Linked DNA regions of Mus musculus: region 1 is linked to region 2. A link is a loop called in an ENCODE intact Hi-C map of the cell type or tissue named here. Cell type or tissue: left cerebral cortex. All regions are shown on one strand. Each heading gives the region's core, and the rest is flanking DNA. Links, peaks and the distances in the headings are about the cores only. Region 1 overlaps Gm35240 (a long non-coding RNA gene). Region 2 has its middle 180 kb from the start of Gm24070.

What was found. Hi-C counts contacts between places; a loop is a spot of excess contacts. Peaks named below come from ENCODE experiments on the same cell type or tissue, not always from the same donor. Only the 100,000 strongest peaks of a DNase experiment are listed, where the experiment ranks them.
Region 1: it touches region 2 in a loop (2.4-fold over the local background); 2 of 42 quality-filtered maps call a loop at or near these places.

The regions. Positions count from the first base shown.
Region 1 is chr12:77,598,550-77,607,945 of GRCm38, reverse strand. The region is part of intron 2 of Gm35240 (a long non-coding RNA gene); the gene reads right to left. Among named protein-coding and RNA genes, the nearest start is that of Gm35240, 50 kb to the right of the region's middle. In left cerebral cortex, for the core only: no CTCF peak of the experiment used is centred there; DNase peaks (open chromatin) are centred at 2,983, 3,750 and 4,019; H3K27ac peaks cover 972 bases.
Region 2 is chr12:77,994,004-78,003,399 of GRCm38, reverse strand. No RefSeq gene overlaps it. Among named protein-coding and RNA genes, the nearest start is that of Gm24070, 180 kb to the right of the region's middle. In left cerebral cortex, for the core only: a CTCF peak has its summit at 4,633 (motif pointing left); DNase peaks (open chromatin) are centred at 2,788 and 5,260.

The DNA.
Region 1 (9,396 bases), core at 1,652-6,651, 400 kb after region 2:
TGCTTACAGATTTCCTTTTCTCCATGGTCCCTCCAAAGGCTCAGGATAGCTGGGAGCAACAGGGATCACATAGGAAAGAATAAACGGTGCCAGGAAGCCATGAGTTACAGACAACTCAACTGGGCATGGTGGCTCAGGCTGCAATGCCTACCCTTGGGAGGTAGAGACAGAAGGAACAGGAGGAGTTCTAGCTAATTCTCTGAAACACTGAGTTCAAGGCTATCCTGGGCTACATGAGGCCCCACCTCCACAAAGAAAAATAAAAAAGAAAACTCTTTTAGGGTCTATAGTGGGGCTGGTACGATGTAATGACAATCTAACTAGATTGAAATCATAAAGTTAAAGGGAAGATTGCAAAAGAAATCAAAAGTGAAGGCTTTATGGGTCCACATCTCAGTGGCCCTGAGCCAAGCAGGCTTTACATCTGCCTGCGTTCTTGACACACAGAGTCTGAGTCCTCCTCCTCCAAGGCACCCCAGTGAATAAATGGGCAGATGAAGGAGTAGAGATGGAGCTAAGCCAAAAACTCGAACCTGGGTCTGGAACTCTGCCCTTAAAAAAAATAGTTTGCCAGCAAATGGAATAAAATATGTGAAGAGCTTTGTGGGGGTGGGGAAAACATCTGCCCACAATGTACACAAAATCCTGAAATTCAGATCAGCAAAAACAGCTAAAGGAAGACACCAGCCATGGGCCTTACTGATCTGTGTTGTCTCTCTCTGCTCTAATGTTTTCTTCTAGAGCAGCGCTTCTCAACCTTCCTAATGCTTCAACCCTTTAATACAGTTCCTCACGTTGTGGTGACCTCCAACCACAGATGATTTTCGTTGCTACTTTACAGCTGTGCTACTGTTATGGATCATAATGTAAATATTTTTGGAAGTGGAATTTTGCCAAAGGGGTTGAGACCCACAGGTTTCGAGCCACGGCTCTAGAGACCTTTGTCTTCCATCACCTTGGGTTCCAGAAGTTACAAGACTGACAGATAAATATCTCCAAAAGGAACTATGGTGGTTTGAATGAGATATAACCCCCAAGGCTCATACGTTTGAATCCTTGGTCCCTAGTTAGTAGAACTATTTTGGGTAGGATTAAGTGTGGCCTTGTTGGAGGAGGTGTATCACTAAGAGCAGGCTTTGAGGTTTCAAAGCTCATGCTGGCTCAGTCTTTCCCTGACCACCCATCCCCCCAACCTCTGCCTATGGATAAAATGTAAGTTCTTGGCTACTGCTTCAGCACCGTGCCTGCCTGTCTGCTACCGTGCTTCCTGTCATTATGATCATGAACGCACCCCAGAAACTGCAAGCAAGCCTCCAGTTAAATGCTTTCATTTATAAGTTGCCTTGGTCATGGTGTCTCTTCACAGCAACAGAAAAATAATTAAGACAGGGATCAATACTATCCCCAAGCAACAGGCATCCTTGAGGACTAGAGCCCTGGGACAATTATCCACATTGTAGAATAAACTAAGACAATAGTCAGCCACAGAAAACTTGACCAGCCCGGCGGGTACTCAAACTTCTCGCCCCTTGTCCAATCGTTCCTCTATTTAAACCTCATGTCAGTGCCTGAAGGACTTGCGGTCACTGAACCCTATCATCTGTTTCTCTTTCCAATGTCACCATGTTACTTAAATCCCCTTTCTCCACCTTGTACCGTTCAATTGGTATCTGAGGAGAGGTGGCCACACTGCTATGTTGGGATTCCTGGAGTCAGGACTTTTGACTTAAACTCTGGAAACACAGCCATTGTGTCTTCAGATACTTTCATGGGTCCCTCTGGTACATGCTGACTTCCCAAGGGGGACAGACTAGACTAGAGTGGAACAGAATAGACAGCAGCCTGGGTCATAATGCACTTGTGAGTGAGCTGGTTTAAACCTGCACTGTCACAGTTACACTGGCCTTCTCCTACTCAACAGATGCCTTTTATAAGACTTTATGGTAGAGACACACCATGGTAACATATGACTGCAATCCTGGCATTCTGGAGGTTGAGGAGAGAGGACTGAGAGTTCAGGCCCAGCCTACGCTACAGACGGAGATCCCCCTAGCTTAAAACGAAATAAACAAATAGAGCTTGTGATTATATTAAGGATGTTTTGTTTTGTTTTGTTCTGTTTTGTTTTGTTTTGCTTTGCTTTGCTTTGTTTTGTTTTTCAAGACAGGGTTTCTCTGTGTAGCCCTGGCTGTCCTGGAATTCACTCTGTAGACCAGGCTGGCCTCGAACTCAGAAATCCACCTGCCTCTACCTCACAAGTGCTGGGATTAAAGGCTTATGCCTGCCCGGCTTAAGGTTTCTGTTTTGTTTTGTTTTGTTTTGTTTTGTTTTGTTTTTTACCATTACTGTGACAAAATTCCCTACAGAGTCAACATAAAAGAAGGACTATTAATTATGGCTCACAGTTTCAGCGGGTGCCTACCGTCACAGCAGGCGAAGCGTGAGAGGGTGTGGCTCTGTGGAAGCAGGAGTGTGTGGAAGCAGGAGTGTGGCAGCAGGGGTGTGTGGAAGCAAAGGTGTGTGGAAGCAAAGGTGTGTGGAAGCAGGGGTGTGTGGAAGCAGGGGTGTGTGGAAGCAGGGATGTGTGGCAGAGCTATTCAGACAGAAGCTGGAGCAGGAAACACCACAGACTAGAACAAAAACCAGAGAGAGTCTACCTCCCAGGGGCTACCCGCAGTGACCTACCTCCTTCTAAAAGTTGGGAAGTGGGCCCCACATCTTAGAAGTTCTATAGTCTCCCCAAATAATACCACTAGCTAAACAGTGAGGTAAAAAACAAACAAATCTGTAACAGACACCTCAGATTCAAAGTGTAGCAGTGACCATCCAGGTAAACTTGGAAGAGAGTAGGGATGGGGTGGAAACACACTGTTCAGGCATGAACAACAAAAGTCTAATTTTAATCACGGTATCTGATGAGGCCTTCCAGACACACCCCATACCCACGCCTGCCTTTATGGCTTGGTCCTGGAAAGGTACTCCTGACAGCTGCTGTGTAGGAGAGAGAAGCAATAGCAGCCTTGGCTTTGTGTGTCATTAAGGAGGCACTGGGCTCCAGCCCAGGGCTGTCACTTCTAGCAGAGTTGATCTCATGCAACGTCTCTGAGCCTCAGTTTCTTCATCTATGTATTAAAGCTAATAAGGTTCCATAAGGTTGTTGTAAGGAGTAAATGGGGTAGGTGTTAATAAACAGAGATTAAAATCACCCACACAGCGGAATGAGAAAGTGTAAAAACCCTGGCCTGGTACTGGCACAAAGAAGCCCTTAAATGGCGGCTGGGTTGGTTCAAGGGAGAGCAATAAGTCACCCCAACAGTCTCTTCCATGAGCTGAGCTAATTAGATAAGGAGGAGATACTAACTCAGAAGCACCCACTTACAACCAACCAAATGGACACCTTAACATTTTACCTAGAGTCAACAGGGAGAAGATGCGTCACTCTGAGGCTGTTTCTGGCAGGAGAGCAGAGTTGGCATTCCATTTCAGATACTTGCAGACAAGGGAGTCAGGTTCAGCCTACTAATGGTTCCTAGAAACTTCCCTCCAGCATCTGACACAGGCCAGCAGAAACCCCCTACAGCCACATACATATAAACCTGGCATCTCACACCACCCGGTGCTCACGTCTTAGGAAGTCTCCACAGAACAGAGAAGGGTGGATTCCTGAATGAGCAATTTCTCTTCTCACACGCAAGCCATGCCTACAGACGTTCTATTTTCATCGGTAATCCTATAAATGTCACGGTAACATTTGAAACACGTCCTCAGGTTTTCTCTCCTCGTATGCTGCTCCTCAGGACAGGTGGCGAGTCTTGGGGGAAGCTGTAAACCACACTTGGGGAGTCCCGGCCTCCTCTGCTAACCAGATTAGGTCTGGCTCCTTCTGTCCTATCAGTTCGAGCTTTCTGTTCAGTGTTGGATGATCAAAACTTCAAGTCTTGATAGAACCACTCATGAGCATGTGTGCTCTCACGTGCTAGCACACATGCTATGCCTGCACACACATGCTCATACACTCACACCTACCCACAGTCTGAGCAGGTGACTCCTGGGTGCCATTTCCTACTTTGTACAAAGGACCCATCATCTGGAGAGTGCATCTGAACCACATATTCAAAAAGCTCGCCCACTCACATCTGTATATGCCTCCTTTCTTCCTGCCCTTCTATTATGGGACAGACATTCAATGTGGAGTATGCTAAGGAGACTTTCTTCACCTATTTCTTCCTCAGGAATCTTTGCTCGCAATGATCCTTCTGTCCGTGCACCCTCTATACCCACGCTGTTTTTTCCCAATGACTTCTCAGCTAAACACAACACAAAGCAAACTGCTCCCGTTCATCACATGCCTTTCTCCATGCAACACCCACCTGTCTTCTCCCTTAGGCACCATCTTCTCAGCAGCCTCACCTGAGCCCCCTTGGCTACATTTCTCACCTTGGACCTGGATCTCAGCCCACTCCAGCCTGGCTATTTGCCCCATGGAAACAACCCCACAGTGGCTGAGTCTTCTCCGAGGTGCTTTATCCAGTGGAGAGCTTCCAACCACCTCCCAGGTAGATTGTTGGTAGCATATCATTCTTTAAAAACCTCCAGAGTTTCTCCCCTGTGACTGATCTCAACCTTGCCCCTAAAGTGGCCCTGGCCTGGTGCTCCCAGCTCAGGAGTGGCGTTGTTATCTAACAAGTGACAATGATAAGAATTTTTCTGATGCTATCCACAGTCTTTCTTTTGTACCCCATCTAACCCGCCAAGTACTACTGTGTATTTTGTTTATAAATATTTTTCTATGATACCTAATACTTGTTAAAACAACAACAACAACAAAAACCATCTATAACTGGAAAGACAGAAACAGGAGGACCCCTAGAGGTTGATAGGCACCCATCTAGTTTATTTGGAGACCTCCAGGTTCAGTGAGAGACCCTGTCTAAAAAAGGAGTCCATATATATATATATATATATATATACACACATACACACACATATATATGTATAGATATACATATATATGTGTGTGTGTATATGTGTATATATGTGTGTGTATGTGTGTATGTATGTATATGTATGTGTATATATATATGTATATGTGTGTGTGTGTATGAGGTTAGAGAAGAGAAAAGGAAGGAAGGAGGACAGGAAGGAGGGAGGAAGGATGGAAGAAGGAGCACAGGAAGGAAGGGAGGGAGGGAAGAAAGGAAGGAAGAAAAGACTATCAAGATCCACATCCTTGCAGTCTGACCCCTAAAGGGCCACCATAATGTCCAATTCCAGGGGCCACCTCACTCTGTGTAGAGGCTCCACTGGAAGTTGTGCAAGGTTATTGGTCAGGATACCAGTCAGAAATGGCCAGACCATTCCAAGCGGATGAGTGAAGGAAGTTGAGTGAAGGGCGTAGTTACAGGGTAAGGGGCAGAGGTAAAGCTAAGAGACAGGGCTTATGAAGCACCCAGGGCTGCAAACTGCTGCCACCCTTTGGTCTGCAGAGGCAAAAGGGGGAGGGAGCTGTGACTGAAGGAGGTCTCCTGACAGCACAAGCTGCTAGGCCGCAGTACAGCAAGGGACCTCTGCCTCTGTCTGTCTTTACCCACAGATCTCTCATTAACCTAACAGTGAGAGGGTGAGAGAATCCAGGCTGCTGTGTGAGGGTTAGGGTCAGCTGAAGAAGAGGCAGAAATAGCTGGCTGGCAGGCAAAGAGGGGATTTCTCCCTTCTGCCTTCTGCCCTGCCCACTCATCTGGCTCTCTTTGATACACGCTGCTTGACATAGTACCCTTTCCTTCCAGGTTCTCCTCCCAAGAGGAATTATATTTCCTTCTGATAGCATTTGTTTAATATCAAATTATTGTTAAATAATATTAATTATCTGGCTATATACTTGTTCATTTCAAATGATGGGCCTGACTCAGGTCAGAGGCAGGGTGCCATTGGATTCCCGATACCTGGCATGAAGGAACTCTACATCAGTGTTATTCAATGAGTAGCTTTCACCACATACCACCAATGATGTCACCATGTCACAGCCCAGATGTGTGGAGACTGAGGGAGAACAGAGTGATGTCAAGCCCAAAGAAGTGTTCTCATGAGAGAATCTCAGAGACACCCAGGTCCTCTGTTCAGTCCAGAGTCTGCTCAAAATGTGGCTTTTCTTCTGCTCCATTGATAGCAGTGATGAGAGATTCTGATTGGACAAAGGGCCAGAGCAAGGAGTGGGGACACAGAACCACAAAGCCAAACCATCCATGTCCTGCCTGGCTCTGACATTTTGCTGTGTGACTTTGAGTAGCTGCAAGTCCCTGGTCCCAGATTCTTGTCTGTCCAGAAGGAATCACGACTAACTTCTGAGCTATGGTGGCTGGGAAATGTTTTGATGGCGTGTGTTGCATGGTAGGTATTTATAACACTGCAAGACTGTTGGCTCCCAGTTTCAATGAGCACTAACCATCTAACCATTTAACCAATAGAACCATTTGCCAAGCTTTGCTATGGAATGCACTCACTGTGGAAATAAAATACACCCCACTGGCACCCCTGAGCCACTTGGGACCTCGTCCACCAAGGAAGGGGTGACTGTTCCCAGCAGTAAGGGGACATTCTAAGTCTCTTGTTATGTCTCACCACACCTCCTTTCTGAGCCCAAGAGATGTGCCCAAAGGCCACGGAAACAATTTCCCTTCTACTTCTATAAGCTCGTGTACAGACACACTACATCAGCCCCCTCCCCATAGGTCACATGCTCGTGGTGAATACAGTAATGGAGCTGTCTGCCTTTGCCAGGGATGCTTTCTGCACTTGGAGCTACACTTCATCCCATTGACGGCTTCCTTCATCCCTTCAATCCTTACCTAGCACCCACACAGTCTAAAGTTCTTTTCTTCTTTTGAATCTTTCTTTTCTTCCTTGTGGTGGATCATTTATGGGGATTTTTAATATCTTCCTCAGTCATCGCTGCTTTCCTTGCCTCTCCAAACAGATGTTTGGTGGCATTAACTCTGTAACTTCATCTTTGAAAAAAAAATCTAATCTTTGTATTCTAGTCTTTGCCTTCCCTACCTATTTTAAAAAAGAGGCGTGTCAGAACAGAAGTTGCTCCTGCTTTGGGTAGACTATGCCCTGGTGGTGCATCTGTTGCTGATGCTGGACTATGCACTGGTGGTGCATCTGTTGCTGATGCTGGAGTGCTTTTCCTTGGAGTTAAACCCAATCGGGATATTAGGCCTTGAAGATTTCAGTCGTTATCTGTAATGTCATGGTTCTTGGGGCAGTTTGCACAATAATGATGTGTATGGATATTTCCTAGTAGGTCATACACACACACACACATACACAGAGTAATGAAAGTGAGAGAGAGAGAGAGAGAGCTTGACATTTATGTCTTAAATAAGGTATGTAAAGAGACAAATGCCACCTAACAAAGACAAACATTTACCAAACCTAAACATCCCTGAATGTCAGCCCAAGGATCTCGAAGATTCTGATCCAAAGTCAACCACTGTTCAATAGAGATGTTAGCCCCAGAGCTGGGGTTTAAGGACATTCTTCAATCCTAACCGCAAACAACATTTGTCCCATTGCCTTACATGCAACTGGATAGTTGACTTTTATTTCCTGGATTCTCTGCAGACTCCTATTTTTTAGGGCAAGTACGGTGAGACCTTTCTGTGGTGTCACATGTCAGTTAGACAGATGATAAAAGCAGAGTCCTATGAAGATCTGCTCGTCCTCATCCAGAAAGAAAACAAGGCCGCAGCCACCCACGGAAATGGCACTGCTGCTCACAGGCCACGAGATGGGAACTGGGGTTAAAGAACCCTCAAGGAGCCTGGGGAGACATCCCAGTGGGTAAATTGATTGTTATGCACCCGGGTTCCCTAGCGTTAGGTGTATGCTGAAAACGATTGTCCAAACTACATATACCCAGTCTTCTGGATAGAGGAAAGATGGTGAATGCTTTTAACCTAAACTCATTTTTTTGGGTCCCCAAGCTTTTACTATGACATAAAGCCATGAGTCTCCTGTTCTTTGTACAATGTAGATTTCAATACAGATTGCAAACAGTGGTAATGCTAACATATTTAAAATTGTGGCCTCTTTTTATAAACCAAAAGAAAAAATTTGGGGCCTAAAGGTTTCAAATGTACACCACGGTTAAAATTTTCCTTTGAATTATCTAATTCCACCTTCTCTCCCTAGTCTATCTGTCCCAACAGATTTTAAATGAACTACAGACTGCTCCAGCGCCAGCTCCAGGCATTCCCTTAGAAGCTGAGTCCTGGACAGCTTCAAAGCATCTAGTCCCAGGTGGTCCAGCCTCACAAACTGCTCCATAACAACCTGTACTCCCTGGTCCCAGATGGCCCCACAGCCAGTGAAACAGCCTGCTCTTCCTGGAGCTTGGCCAGCATTACAGCTTTTCCACACCCCATCCCAACAAGGATGTCCCTGTGTCAGCAGGAAGTAATCATAGAGACGATTACACATTGCTTCTTATCTGTTTATTATTAACAAAAGACTGGGATGCTAGGTTTCAGATCTGAAACAAATGCCTGAGATGCCTATTTAACTAACAAAGTGGACCCTGGTCACTAGATTTTTCCCAACATCCCTAAGTCCTTACCTGTTACAGGGCCTTCCTGGCTGGCATACCCCACCTCACCCCCACCCTAAACACTCAGCCCCAGGAGGCTGGACTGCTCTTCCCTATACAATCTGTTTCAATTGTTTGTTCTTTTTGTACCTGTAGGCATCATGGCTGCTGTACCTGGTTCCCCTCTCTCCCTTTTCCCTCCCCTGTTTCCTCATACAATCCAGCTCAATCCAGTCAAGTCTACTCTGGGCTCTCCTAGATGTCCCTCCCTCTAATTACACTCTCCATTTTATCTACAATGAACCATCTCCTCCACCATAGCCAGGAGCAGTCATGTTTTCCTTTTCTTCTTTTTATTTATTTATTTTTCATTAACCTAGCACTCATGTAAAAGAAAAAAGAAAAAAAAAACATTGTGTAACCTCCAGAGGGTAGACAGACAAATCCCTGGGACTTGCTGGCTAGCCAGTCTAGCAGAAGTGGCGAGTTTCAGGTTCAGTAAGAAACCCTGACTCAATAAGTAAGGTAGAGAAGTACCAGTGTCTACTTCCATTCTTTGTATGCTCATGCAATGGCAAATAGCCCATGTATATACTCAGATATACACTTTGTGTATATGTGCATGTCACGCCCGTGCACATGCACCCAGGGCACTTTCTCGGCCGATTCATCTACAAACCATACAGGAAACATGTGGGGCATCACCCCTAACAAGTTTGGCAGAGGTGCTGTAACTGGTTGAGAAGGCATGCTTACTTCAGCATCACTCCTTTTTTCGCTTAAGTTTCTGACTAACAGGCTCCTGGAGT
Region 2 (9,396 bases), core at 1,630-6,629:
CAATTAAGATTATGGTACTATGCTATAATTAAGATTATAGCAACCCTAGCAAACTAAACACCAAGAAACAGAGAGACTGGGTGCTCACACCTTGTAGCTTTCCCCTGCCTGCCTCAGCCTTAAGGATATATTTGTACTCATGGTTTGTTGGCCAGAAATAGTCACATGGTGTTGGGCTGTGTTCACAGAAGAGGAAAACTGAAGTCTGCATACATCCACGGCATCTACTCTGTTTCTCATTTTAGATGCTAGTGATTAAATCAGTTTGAAAAAATGTTTTCTATTTTCTGTTCCAAGAAGACAACTGAATGGTCTAAACTCGCTTTATCTGTATCTTACCAGTGTATTCCCTCCTAGGTTCTCTTGAAGACGAACCACGGGTGTGGGTCTGTTTATAGTTAGTCATATGTACTAAGCTATAGGCAAGGTGTGAATGCAATTAGAACATGGTGTTGTGTCTAAGCATGAGACCCTGCCAGGGACAGGGTCTTTTCTCTCGTCCAAGTTGTCCTGGACTCATCATTAACTCAGGCTATCCTCAAAACCATGGTGTTCCTCCTGCCTCAGGCAGTCTGGTGCTGAAATTTCAGGCAGGAACCACTACATCTCCTGCCCATGGAAACCGGACCAATTTTACCTAGTTTGTCTGAACTGTTGGTGAAGTCGGCCTTTTGAGATTCCTTGACAAGCCACTTATATGCATACATTATTCTTGAAAATATATAGTCCAAATTTCAAACAACAAGCTTAGAAAATAATTCTTTTACAAAACATTGCATTGGTGAATGAATGAATTTCTCTCTCCTTCTCTCTTCCCCCCTCTCTTTCTGTATGTGTGTGTATGTGTGTGTGTGTAAGACCATAATCATGCCTGTGCACATGAATGTATTTATAACCTTGAGTTATCCTCAACCTAGCAACAATATTTTAAAATTATTTGTATGCAGTATACTTTATTCATGTGCATATAATTTTAAAATAATATATCCACATTCTTTCAACTGAATCTGCCTTAGAGTATATATCATAATAACATAGCTATGATTGTGCTCAAAGTTATTCCTGAAGAACATGCTTGGTTGGTTTCACTCAGCCAAGTTTTTTTTTTTTTGAATATTTTTAAAAGTAAGGGAAAGAAATGAGACAAATTGTACTTTTCATGTACTGTGGCACAAACTAGAAAAATATAATTGGGCTTCAGGCCAAATTCTGAAGGCAATTGGAGCTGCTTATGTCAATTCGGCACACTCTATTCCTCAACTCCTGTTGACAGAAAGGAAAATTGGTAGTGATCTGCTTCTCCATGCTGGAGAGGCGGAGAGAATATCTGGGCTCCAGATCGCAGCAGATGGATGCATGCAACAGCTACTGATTTGTCATTTGTGGGGAGTAGGGAATCCTCCAGCTTGGAGGAGGCTTCGTGTGTCGGTTGCCTTGGGCCATCTGTTCCGTGGCTGAAGGCAGCGCCATACGCTCAGTAAATGTTTGTGGAATGAATAATGAATCTTTCCTAGAGAGCTTCCGTGCAAGTGAGCCTGCCTTTTCTTTATACCTGACTACCACGTGGTCCATTCTCTGGTCTCCACAGGAAGATATGCACTAAGCGGGATAAGACACTGCCTCAGGTTGACTTATTTGTCAAGTGTTTATTGAACTGTTAGGTGCTGGGGACTTTGATAAATCTCAGATATCTAGGTAACAATAACCTGACCCAGAAAAATAATGTGTTTGCCCTAATAGATCGGAAGATGTGTGAAAAGCCGTCTAAGAACGTAGAAGATGCCTTGAAGATTTTAGGACAGAGGTGGGAGAAGCGGGAACCTCAGCATCCTGTGTGCTTTAACTTTTGCACAGCCTAAGTTCTCTACATCAGACAGACTGTACCGGGCTTTAAGTAGTCAGGACTCCCAATGCTTCCTAGGCCACCACTCTCCTATACTCTGATAGAGTTGCAATCTACCTCTTGACTGGCATGTGCCTCTCAGCATAAAGGCGTACTTCAGCTTCTCACCAGAACAAAAGCACATCTTTAACCTGCTTATCTGCCTCAACGTTTTTTCCTTTATGTATCTTCCTCAGTCAACCGAGTCACGAGGACTTTAGTTTCCTCTGTCCCTCATGTCCCCTTGTCACACAGCACCATCACAGAGTCAGTCTTTTCTGTGCCACACCTGTCCCCAGAGAGGTCATTCAGTCTCTGGGTCCTTAACCTATTGTAAAATGTACATTATTAACGATTTGCTGGCATTTGACCCTACTGAGCAGGGTCCTTTCACTGTCTTTCTTGTGACCTCAAATGATCTTGAGTTTTTAGTTTGCTTTTAAGCTCTTTTCTCAAGTGCTTTTTTGGCCATTCTCTTTCTGTCCACTTTGTAAATGGTGTTTTCTGAGGCTTGGCTTTTGGCCACCTCTTCTTGTCACTCTACTGAGTTTACTCGGGTGACCAAATCTATTTTCATGTCCTTAGCTAACTCCATCCAAGCTGATAGCTCTCTCATTTTGTATTCCCAACCTAGGTTTTAAGCGACATACCTATGCCTACTGACTTTTTATTTTTCAGATACCTCCCTTTTCTTCATCCTTATGTCCATTAAATTATTACAAGTCAATGAATGATTTGCCTGGATTGTGGCAGCTTTCTCCTCTCTCTGTTTCCTGCTAGCAAGCTTGGCCAGTGTTAGACTTAATTGTCCTTTCCTACTAAAGTTCTCACACCCAGCGAAGCTAAGTCTAGAGATACCCACTAAGGAGATAACTACAGTTAAATGAAGTCATAAGGGTGGGGCCCTCTCCAGTGTGACTAATGCTCTTATAAGAAGTAGAGTCGATACCATAAGGGTGTGTACACAGAAGGAAGACCATATGGCCATGTGAGGAGACAAGGAAGATAAAGCAACCTACAGTCTAAGGAGAGAGTAGCTGTACTCCCTGTCACCTTTTTGAATTTGGAAGTAAAGCCACAGAACTGTGAAAAATAAATTTCTATCGTTTAAATTACTTAGTACTTGGTTATTTTGTTATAGTGGCATTAGCAGATTAATATACACACTTAATAGATTATTTCAAAAGCAGATTTGATCATGTTGCTATCCTGCTTATACTTTATGGTATAGAAGACTGCCTCTACTCCTAGTTCCTGCCCTTCTTTTTGTTCAATATTCTGACCTTACTAAATTACACAATTACACATTCATTCTGAATCTTTACAAATGGTCTTCCTTTTGCTGGACTATTTTTCCTCATCAGACCACTTACTTCCTTGACAACATCCATTTAAACTACAGTTAACTTTTATACATTTATTCACAAAGGTTTTGTGTGTGTGTGTGTGTGTGTGTGATTCCTCAAACTGCTGGGTACCATTCCTAAGTTCTTCTGGATTCCCACAGTCTCAGGCTGTGAACTCTTGGAAGAAGGTGGCTATGGTCTCATTTATCTTTCTATTTAAGTCTCGTATCTACCCATATATTGATTAAAACATGGTATTCAAAATTGATTTTTAGATGAATTAATAAAGATTAAACACTACTCTCAAGGATACAAAATAAAATTTGACAAATCATTGTATTGACACAGGTGGGAAGAAAAGTCAGGGAGAAGATTCTAGTTGAGCCCACCTTGTCTTATGATTGGATGGAGTCACACATACTTTGTAAACTAAGAACAATATAGTCATTACTATCATTGTAATCACAACAACATTTTTTTGTTAACTGTGCCTACTTATACCATAGGTCTGAAGTCTGCTGTAGATCACGAATTGTAAAACATTTAGTTTGATGCATCACAGCCACTGTATAAGGAATAATTATTCTTTTTGCTGCCTCAAAAATGGGAGAAATGATGACTTGGAGAAATTACTTGCCTGGATATTACCTGCTCGGGCTAAAAATTAAACTTAGCTAATAGTCTGCTTGCTCAGTCTTCTATCTGGTCTGGTCTGGCTATGGCTATATGAATATTTTAGCCTACAAACCTTGAGAAGAAACAACTTGTAATAGTTCCGAGCTGAGGTCTACATCTCTACTGTCTCCTCTCTGTTGAGATGACTTCTGAAGCTTCAGCATGACACAGCAGAGTATTGATCAGTCTGGGCCTCTGAGCGACTAAAGAGGAGCAGAACACCTGCTGGTCTATAGTTAAGACGTTGAGTGAGAAAATCTTGAAGCTTTAGAGAAACTAGGATTTGGGGTTGTTGTCACTTCTGCAAGTTCAAATCTATCTTAACTATACAGCACCTCCACCTTGCCTTCCATGGAGCAGCTTGGGGTCCCTGGCAGCAAAGGGGAGACTGCTATGGTTTAGAAATTTCCCCTAAAAGTTTATGTGGCAGAAACTTAATCTCCTGATTCATGTTTTTGGAGGTGAGGCCTTGGGAAGTAATTAGGACTAGATGAAGTTATGAGGGTGGGGGCCTCAAGATATAAAAAGAGAAACCCAAGGTTACATGCTTCTATGGCCTTGTCATGTGATACAACACAGTAAGAACTCCCCCTATGGGCTGGAGAGATGGCTCAGTGGATAAGAGCACTGGCTGCTCTTCCAGAGGTCCTGAGTTCAATTCCCAGCAGCCACATGGTGGCTTACAACCATCTGTAATGGGATCTGGTGCCCTCTTCTGGTGTATCTGAAGATGACAGTATACCCACCTACATAAAATAAATAAATAAATCTTAAAAACAAAACAAAAACACTCCATATTAGATGTAGCCCCTTATCTTGGACTTCTCAGTTTCCAAAGCTTTAAGAAATAAATCCTTTTATCTATAGGCCTTAGATATTCTATTGCAGTAATACAAAATAATGTAAGAAATTTAGAACTTTTTGCTAGATAGTCTCTATCAATATAGAACATCATATCCAATTGTAAACCAGATTTTATTGGGTTACTAAGTATATAGTGAGGATGGTTCATTTCCTTGAAGGCTTTAAATACTTAAATTACAGAGACGAGAAGAATGAACCTGTAATCAACAAAAATATCTACAAATACATGCCGCAATTATTTGAATGCATTGTGGAGGTGGTAGTCATTGAATAGCATTAATCAGTGATGAACAGTGTAGACCTTGAGTTGTCATTTCCACATCTTGAGAGGTTTATCAACCTTTGCACTAAGAGCATTTGGGGCTGGATATGTCTCTATGATTTGGGTTATCTTGTGCACTGTAGATGTTTCAGATGCTGTTGGCACTCTTGGGTTCTGTTTCTTAGTCACCATTCCATTCTCGTGCAAAACCCAAAATATCTCCAGACATTACTTTCAGCTTCCTGGGGGTAAAAATCACCCTACTTCACCAGTCTGCTGAGTGAAACTGTGATGATGGTTTCTAGTTTGTATTCCTACTGGAAGCTAGACAAGTTTCATTTTCTAAAAATGGTAAGTGCTTTCCTAACAGGCTTTAAAAGCTTCAGGAATATCAAGCTACAAATGTCTCCTACAAATAAATCCCTGCAGAACACTATTGTGGATTTCATGTTGTTAGATAAAATCAGAGAGACTTTGTCTTCCCTTTGGATGGGCACCATCCTTGGGAGGTAGTTACACATCATCAGAGAAAGGATCTGAGGATAAACTTGAAGAAGGGGGAATAAAGCATCAAGACTCTTGCATGAAAAGGCAGCAGAGTCAAAGAGACAGAGGTGACAGCATGAAGGAAGAGGAATTTGAGGACAGTGGTGCTGAAGCTAACTAAGCTCAGGAAGAAAGCCTGTATGTTCTCCTGAGGAGGAAAGAGGGTTGAGAAAGGATTTCAAGATGTATGGGGTAAATAATGCAGAGCCTGGTGGGATGCATGCATGGAGGGATGCTGAGAACACAAGGCTCTGAGTGAGTGGATTAAGACAATCCTCAAGGTCTGGCATGAGTCTCATCTCACTGCCCTTCTCCTCACACTTGGGGCTCAGCTCTCTTGGCCATCTTCCCTGCTATTGGGATTCCCTGTGGTTCTTTCTCTCTTCCAAATGCTGATCCACCTGCATGGAGCAGGTATCCCTATCCTGCTCCAGTTAAAGTAACTGTCTCTGCCTAGTTAATTGTTACTCATGCTTCAGAACTCAGCCCAATCTGTTACTTCATCTGGGGTACTTCATGGCATCCTGCCCTTCATAGCACATTTCCTAACATATATTTGGATATTGTTTGGGGGATTGTTTTACTATTGACTATTTACCTCCAAAATTTACAATTCTAATGATGGTAGAAATCGTATCAGTTGTTATCATAGTCTCTGTGATGGTTTATATATGCTTGGCCCAAGGAGTGGCACTGTTAGGAGGTGTAGCCTTGGAGTAGGTGTGTCACTGTAGGCATTGGCTTTAAGACCCTCATCCTAGCTGCCTGGAAGTCAGTCTTCTGATAACTGCCTTTAGAATAAGAGGAACTCTCAGCTCCTCCAGCCCCATGTCTACCTCAATACTGCCACACTTCCTGCCTTGATGATAATGGACTGGACCTCTAAACCTGTAAGCCAGCCCCAATTAAATGTTGTCTTTATAAGAGTTGCCTTGTCATGGTGTCTGTTCAAAGCAGTAAACCCTAACTAAGACAGTCTCCAAAGGACTAATACTTTAGAGTTGAAATGTAATATGCAGTCAGTAGATATTTTGACTGGCTACATAAAGGTCTGGATTGTCCTACTTTGTAATTGTTTTTAGGTGAAATCAAGATTCAGAATAGTAGGGAAATGATAGGAGAAATGAAGAATTAAAAATTTACAAGAAAGCTTATCTTGTAATTTGTATCTTTGTTATTGAAAAGGACTTGTTCTTCTTGGCCAACTCTTAGGCCACTTAAAAAAAAAAAAAGCAATTCCTTGCTTGAATAATCAAAGTTATCTGAAGATGTGACAGTGATTAAGTTTTAGGAATGTTTGTGCCAACCCCCAGGGTTCGGTTGCATTTAGAGTTGAATGGGACAGTAATTCCTTGCTTGTAGGAGTTGAACGTTTGGAGGGCAGAAAGGAGTTTCTGCTTCCAGGGTTTTCCTTCAGACTTGAGTCAATGGTACAGGAAAAAAAAATCTCAGAACTCCTTAGACAGAGAATGCTGGGTGTCTTGAACATTTGGTCTTTGTCTTGAAAAACCGTGGATGGGACATGTTTAGGGTGAGCTATGGCATGATTAATCATTTCCCAGGAGTGGCTTGTGGGAAGAGTGGCTTTGGCACCACAACCCTGATGAATTTTAGTGGAGGTCTGGGCTCAGCAGCAGGTTGAAATCCCTGGTCACTGCATCCCCTGGCCATACATTTCCATGGCTTCCTCAGTTCATGTGTTCATTCAGAAGTTGGTTTGGAAAACACCCATCCTCTGTACAACAGATGGGAAAGATTTCAAGATTCTAAGGAAACAGTTGGTAGGACAGATACCAACCCTAATTGCTATAATTTCTTTACAGAGCACAGGCTGTCTTCTATGTTGGTGAAATTGTAGAAGAGACAGCATTTGTAGAATGAGGTGAATTTGCTCTTCTACCAATGTGAGCAAGTTTTATAGGCCCCCAAAAGTATGAGTTCAGTTTATGGATCTAACTTTAGAAATTGGAAAGACACCAGGAAATGAAGAGTATAGTATGCCTATGATTATCTCCTATCCCTTCCTGGTCCTTCTCCTGCCTTGTGCTGTCATGTGCTGTCATGTGCTGTCATGTGCTGTCATGTGCTGTCATGACTGAAGCTTTTTCTCTTGGATTAAGAGTGTTGCCACGAGGAATTGCTCTTTCTGCCTCCATTCTACCTCTTGGTAGTTAGAAATCTATAAAAGTAATGTGTTGGACTTATGGATACTCATTTTGTTCTGCCAGTTTGGTATATTTGGCATCAGATTTTGAAGAAAGAAGGCAGATGCCATTCTCCTATGACTGTTGCTGGTAAGCTGGGCCATGAATGGCATGTGAATGTGGAAAAGATAGTATGATGACACCAAGATCCCGGTCTAGCCGCTAGCTGTGTGGGCATAAAAGCAAGCTGTAGTCTCATTGCTACAGCGCCAGCTTTCTGACACAGCTGCAACTAGATATACAATAAAAATTTTGAATACATAAATATGTGAGTGAACAAATGAGTCAAGGAACAACAATCTCCCTTTTTAAGGGACTCATGTTGGGGTGACTTTGATGTCACACACACATACATGCATAAAGATATACACCATACCCCCCCCCCAATGGAATCTTTTAATTCTTCTAAAAGAAAAAAAATTGTTTTTAGTAATCTGTTTATTCAGTCATTCATACATTACTTACTAGTCCATTTATCCAATGGGTGTTTAGTTTTTCATTTAGTTATTACACACTGGTCATCTTCCAGGCACTGTGTGGGGTACTGAGAATTTTCTGGTGAATTTTGTGGTGGTTCAAATAGGAATGTCCCCCGTATAAACTCTATAGGGAATGGCACAATTCGGAGTTGTTGGAGTAGGTGTGACCTTGTTGGAGGAAGTGTGTCACTGTGTGTGTGGGGGGGGGGGGGTGAGGGTGGGGGGTGGGGGCTGGCTTTGAGATCTCCTAAGCTATGCTCGGTGTGGCACAGTCTCCTTCTGCTGCTTGTAGATCAAGATGTAGAACTCTCAGCTCCATCTGCAGAACCTTGTCTGTTTGCATGGCATTCTCACCATGATGGTAATGAACTGAATCTCTGAAACTGGAAGCCAGCCCCAATTAAATATGTGTCTTTACAAGAGTCGCCTTGGTTATGGTGTCTGCAGTAGTGGTGGCGGCGGCAGCAGCAACAGCACAGAATTAGTAACTCTTAAAAGGAATGCATAACTTGAGGAAAGAGGAACGTTAACATCTATCGGCACCCAAGGCAGATCAGGTGTTGTGCTGTGGATTTTCATATTTTATCATATTTAGTCGTCACATCAGTCCAGGAAAGCATACTGTACAAAGTAAAACTGGAGATAAGTGTCTTGCCCAAAGGTTTCAATCAGGATCTGCTTGGCTTCCAAACTCTGTGTTATCAGGAAGCACAGCTAAGTAAGGGAGAGAGTGCTTTGCGGTTGCCACGCCCCCTGAGCACTGGCAGGAAGGACTTGGCACCTCACGCCATGCTGTAGGTTCTCAGTGACGCTGCCACCCACCTGGTGTTGTTTAATTAATTTCCTCTTTCCTTTGGACTTCAGTTATTATTTTTGTCCTCTCCCCTTGTCTTCTTTGCTCATCAATGCCTCTTTTGCCTTTCATTCTGCTTTGTCACTGATTTTTGTCCCTTTGACTCATGTTTCTGAAAGCCCATCTCTAGTTATCTCTCTTCTTCCTTGCATCATATTCTGACAGATATTTCTTTCTGTGGTTCCTCCAGACACATACTCCCCAGCCCCTCTGGACTCCCTCAGAGTAAGTCTGTGGACCTCTGGTTTTGGTTCTGTGTTCCACCTGAGAGGATCGGTAACTGCC